Regions from separate parts of the Homo sapiens genome. Here region 1 is linked to region 2. A link is a contact called in ENCODE Hi-C or POLR2A ChIA-PET data. All regions are on one chromosome and are shown on one strand. Each heading gives the region's core, a stretch centred on a gene start or an enhancer-like site at or near the end of the contact. The rest is flanking DNA. Distances are from core to core; before and after follow the strand shown.

Region 1 (2,700 bases), core at 110-2,609, 160 kb after region 2:
CCAAATAAGGGCATGGGAAGCAGGTGTACCCACCCATCATGGGGGGCACACACGATGGTGTAACCTCTTTGAGGAGCAACCGACAACACCTATCCCAGTTTAAACACACAAACGTTTTGCCTAGCCAGTTCACCTCTGGGGGGGGTCCTCTGGTGGGCACGCCCATTCATGGGTGCAAAGACACATGCACAAGGAAGTGCTGTTTGTGGCAGGACAAGACTGGAAATAACCTACATACCCTACAAGGAGGGGCTGGCTACATTTATTATGGTGCTTCCAACAATGAAATGATATTCAGCCATTAAATAACCAACAACAGGCTGGGCATGGTGGTGCATGCCTGTGGTCCCAGCTACTCGGGAGGCTGAGGTGGGAGGATCACTTGAGCCCAGGATTTCAATGCAGTGAGCTATGATCACACCACTGCACTTCTGCCTGGGCAACCCTATCTCAAAAGAAATTTTTTTAAATAAGGTGATCTATGTGTATTGATGTGGAATGAGCTCTGAGATATTCTCAGATCAGGAAAATATTTTTTTGCCAGGGGGCAGGGGAGAGGGTCTCGCTCTGTTGCCTAGGCTAAAGGGCAGTGGTGCAATCTCTCACTGCAGCCTCTGCCTCCCAGGTTCAAGTGATTCTCCTGCCTCAGCCTGTGGAGTAGCTGGGATTATAGGTGCCCACCTCCATGCCCGGCTATTTTTTTTTTTTTTGTATTTTTAGTAGAGACGGGGTTTCACCATGTTGGCCAGGGTGGTCTCGAACTCCTGACCTCAAGTGATCTACCTGCCTCGGCCGCCAAAAGTCCTAGGATTACAGACATGAGCCAGTGCACCTGGCTGAAAATAATATTTAAAAATAAAATTTCCCACCTTAATAACAAATTAAAAACATGTATTTGCTCCCTATGCTTATTCTAGAAAATGTAGAAATGACAGAGAAGGAGAAAAGGAACACAGTCCCTCCTAATCCAATCCAAAGACAATTCCTGCTGCCCTGGTGATGTGCTTCCCCTCAGGCCTTGGCTGTATGTGTACGTGCGAGTTTCACAGAGCTATAATCATGCTGTATTCTTTTTAGATTTAACTCTGGAGCAGAGGCACTTTCCCACGTTATCATAAACTCTATAAACATCTTTGGATGACTGCCTGATATTCTATGGAGAGGGCGGCCCCCTGAATGGTTCTGCCACGTCTCCACGGGAGCTTGGGCAGAAGGCTGGGCTTGACAGCGATAGAATCTGACCTTTCACAATCCACACCCAATACCTGCTGGGTGTGTTCCTTGGAGGGAGGCCAGCGGGCCATTTTGGTTAAACAATCCAAGTTTCCAGGTCACAGTGCGTTAAAAAAAAAACCACTTAGGTTTATGGGATGCTGAGGGAACAAAGGTTGGAAAGCTGAGCTGTTGTCTCCCTCTGAAGCCACCCCTGGCAACACTAACCCAACAGAGCCTGCTTTCGATAACCTAGAAAGTAAGCAATGAAGTGCCAACTCCCGTCCACACACAGTCAAACATTTTATCAAGTCCTACTACGCAGGACCAAGGGAATGGAGGTCGCATCAGACACAACCCTACTCTTGCAGTCAGGTGCTGACTCAAACAAAGAACGACACTGGAGAATGACTCACACACATAAAGGTCTGCTAAGAGCCCCACGGAAGGCAGAGCAGAAAGCCTGGAAAGGTTGTCTTCAATCTGGGCTCTGGGCCAGGCTCAATCGCTTATGCTTGTAATCCCAACACTTTGGGAAGCTGAGGCAGGAGGACTGCTTGAGGCCAGGAGTTCAAGACCAGCCTGGGCAACGTAATGAGACCCCATCGTTCCAAAAAAAAATTAAGAAGTTGGCCAAGTGTGGTGGTGCACGCCTGTGGTCTCAGCTACTCAGGAGGCTGAGGTGGGAGGATCGCTCAAGCCCAGGAGTTAGAGGCTGCAGTGAGTTATGATCATGCCACTGTACTCCAGCCTGGGCAACACAGCAAGACCTTGTCTTTAAAATTAAAAAAATAAAAATTAAAGCTGGGTTCTGAAGGAGGCAGAACTGTAATTTTGATAGACCAGGACATCAGTTGAAAGAAATTTTATAAGGCAGAGGTGTGAAAAAGGGAAGCCCATTCCAGGAGCTTCCAGATGTGTGTGAGTGGAGGGGATGAACAGAGCCTAGAAAGGTCCTGGAGCGGAGGGACCTAGAAGACACTCCCATCCTGGTGATGAAGCTTTTTTTTTTTTTTTTTTTTTTGTTTGTTTAAGACAGAGTTTCGCTCTCGTTGCCCAGGCTGGAGTGCAATGGCGCGATCTTGGCTCACTGCAACCTCAGCCTCCCAGGTTCAAGTGATTCTCCTGGCTCAGCCTCCTGAGTAGCTGGGATTACAGGCATGTGCCACCATGCCTGGCTAATTTTTGTATTTTTAGTAGTGACAGGGTATCACCATGTAGGTCAGGCTGGTCTCAAACTCCTGACCTCGTGATCCACCTGCCCCAGCCTCCCAAAGTGCTGGGATTACAGGTGTGAGCCACCGTGCCCGGCCAGAAGTGATGAGTTTTGAGGAGGGGGTATTTATCAATGTATTTGAGGAAGAGGAAGTTACCTGGTTATTTTACTTTATTTTTCTTAACAACATCTTTTTCTCCACATAAGTGATACATATGTGTAACTTTAAAAGTTTAAAATGTTTAAAAAATATACAAAGCCCCCCTTTAATG
Region 2 (2,700 bases), core at 35-2,534:
GATCACACCCACTGCACCCCAACCTGAGTGACAGAGCAAGACCCTGTCTCAAAAAATATGTAATAAATAAATAAATTTGCTTCTGAATTATAGTGTCAATTGAAACACACAATTAAAACTATCTTGCTTAGATATGCCATTATTATCCATATATACCAAAAATTGATTATGAATGGTAACTTTTTTTTTTTTTTGAGACAGAGTCTCAAATCTGTCATCCAGGTTGAAGTGCAGTGGCATGATCTTAGCTTACTGCAAACTTTGCCTCCCAGGTTCAAGCAATTCTCATGCCTCAGCATCCTGAATAGCTGGGATGACAGGCAAGCACCACTGTGCCTGGCTAACTTTTGTATTTTTAGTAGAGACAGTGTTTCACCATGTTGGCCAGGCTGGTCTCAAACTCGGGCTCAAGTGATCTGTCTGCCTCGGCCTCCCAAAATGTTAGGATTACAGGCGTGAGCCACCACATCTTGCCTGAAATGTACTTTTTACCCTAAAATCAAGCATCAGGGTAAACAAGAGTTAGCATTCCTTGCTAACTGTGCCCTGCCTAACTTTATATGTTTTTATCATTATAACAGATTCATTTTAAGAGCTCAGACTTAGGTTTTTTGCATTTCTTGCTATCAGTGAAAAAGTTCATTGTTCTAGACTGAAAAGTTTATGCTAAATATACATATGTACATTAACAAAGATCAGAAGATACTCTTTGTTTTCAATAAAAAAGCACACATTGTTTATCCCTGATAAGTTTTCACTAACCAAAAGTATGTGCATTATAGTTAGAAGAGAATTTTGAATGATGTAAGTAGAATACAGATGTTCTTTAATAAACATAAGGGTTTTTTTTACCCTGACTGATTTTTTGACTGACTTTTCTACTTTCAAGGAACAAGAGTTCATTTTCTGGATACTAAAAAACAATGGATCAGTGATTGATGTGGTCCAAGGCATTTCTTAGAGTTCTGTAAGAGGAAGTATATAAAATACCCCAACAAGTCCAATTATATTCTTAAATATTATTATAATATTATAAAGGAACACATTTCCACATATTGAAATGCAGCTGCTGTTTCTCCATCTCTAGTACATAAACATACAAAATACAAGAAGTTAATAATGTAAGAAATATGTGGTAGAGTGGAATGTGCAAGATTTTTTTTACAGACAAGGTCTTACTATGCTGCCCAGCCTGGTCTCAAATTTCTGGGCTCAAGCAATCATCCCAAGTAGCTGACCACAGGCATGCACCACCACGTCTGGCTAAAAAGTGAAAGATTTTGAAATCAGATGTCCCTAGGTTTAAATTCCAGCTTTGCCACTTTTACCAGCTATTTCTTCACAGACAAGTTACTTTACCTAAGAGGCATTTCCCCCACCAAGACAAACTTTCTCTCTCTCTCTCTCTCTCTCTCTCTCACTCTTGCTCTCTTCCATTTCTCTTCTCTTACCTAGCACCATACTCAACATATAAGGCACTTAATAATTGGTAGCTATTTTTCTTGTGTCCAATATATAAAAAGATATAAGCCAATGATGAGTAGTATCACAAAAATCATGAAAGAAAAGAGAAAGACCGCCTTTTTTTTTTTTTTTAACTAAAATAAAGCCTTCTACAGATGAAAGATTTTGGCTCCCCATTCAACAGTGTGTTCCAACATAAGTGTTGGCAAACCTGTGGCAAAGGAGCCTACATCAAGACAGAGGGATAAAGGCAGTGCTGTGCTCACAGTGAAAGTCTAATAGATACCTGCTGCACTGAGTTGGCTGTACATAATAAGAGCTAACATTTCTAGAGGGTTTATTTTGTGCCAGGAACCGTTTTAAGTACTTTGGATGTTTTAATTCATTTAACCCTCATAATAATTTCCTTAGGTAGGCACTATTTTTTTGTTGTTTTTTAAGACAGGGTCTTGCTCTGTCACCCAGGCTGGAGTGCAGTGGCACAATCACGGCTCCCTGCAGCTTTGACCTCCTGGGCTCAAGCGATTTTCCCACCTCAGCCTCCCAAGTAGCTGGGACTCCAGGTGTGTGCCACTATGTCTGGCTATTTTTTTAAATTTTTTATAGAGACAGGGTCTCGCTATGTTGCCCAGGGTGGTCTTAAACTCCTGGGCTCAAGTGACCCTCCCACCTTAGCCTCCCAAAGTACTGGGAGCCATTGTGCCCAGACCAGTAGGTACTATTTTGATCCTCATTTTACAGATGAGGAAACTAAGGCACAGAGAGGTTGAGTAACTTACCTAGGATTGCACAGCTAGTAAGTGGAGAGCCAGGCTCCTCCTGGGCAGACTGCAGATCCATGCTCTTAACCCAGTTACTCCTCTGCCTCTCTGGGGAGTGTAATATGGAAGAGTGACAGACCTATACCAACAGTTATTAGGGAGACAGAGTATTTATTCATCCTTTTCTCCTTTATTTATTCAACTCCTCAAAAAGAAAACCAGCCTGAGGGCTGGGTGCGGTGGCTCACGCCTGTAATCCCAGCACTTTGGAAGGCCGAGGCAGGTGGATCACTTGAGGTCAGTAGTTGGGAGACGAGCCTGGCCAACATGGTGAAACCCCATTTCTACTAAAAATACAAAAATTAGCCAGGCATGGTGGCACATGCCCGTAATCCCAGCTACTTGGGAGGTTGAGGCAGGAGAATTGCTTGAATCTGGGAGGCGGAGATTGCAGTGAGCTGAGACCATGCCATCA

Evidence for each region. A loop is a pair of places that touch in the nucleus more often than their neighbours do. ChIA-PET counts read pairs that join two places held with the same protein, here RNA polymerase II (POLR2A). Pooled maps may share reads with other maps.
Region 1: POLR2A ChIA-PET joins it to region 2 with 15 read pairs in PC-9. The contact joins two enhancer-like sites. A Hi-C loop is called at or near these places in 1 of 50 pooled maps. POLR2A ChIA-PET finds 5 or more read pairs at or near these places in 3 of 52 experiments (PC-9, activated T-cell and activated naive CD4-positive, alpha-beta T cell).

What each region holds. Positions count from the first base shown.
Region 1 is chr16:22,231,535-22,234,234 of GRCh38, reverse strand. The region is part of intron 2 of EEF2K (eukaryotic elongation factor 2 kinase); the gene reads right to left. Among named protein-coding and RNA genes, the nearest start is that of EEF2K, 27 kb to the right of the region's middle. Within about 2 kb of position 1,359, at least 13 of the 41 ENCODE cell types and tissues checked have a DNase peak (open chromatin) inside an H3K27ac peak, as active enhancers do; they include PC-9, where a contact is called at or near this core.
Region 2 is chr16:22,396,260-22,398,959 of GRCh38, reverse strand. It overlaps the pseudogene SLC68A2P. Among named protein-coding and RNA genes, the nearest start is that of CDR2-DT, 23 kb to the right of the region's middle. Within about 2 kb of position 1,284, at least 2 of the 41 ENCODE cell types and tissues checked have a DNase peak (open chromatin) inside an H3K27ac peak, as active enhancers do; they include PC-9, where a contact is called at or near this core.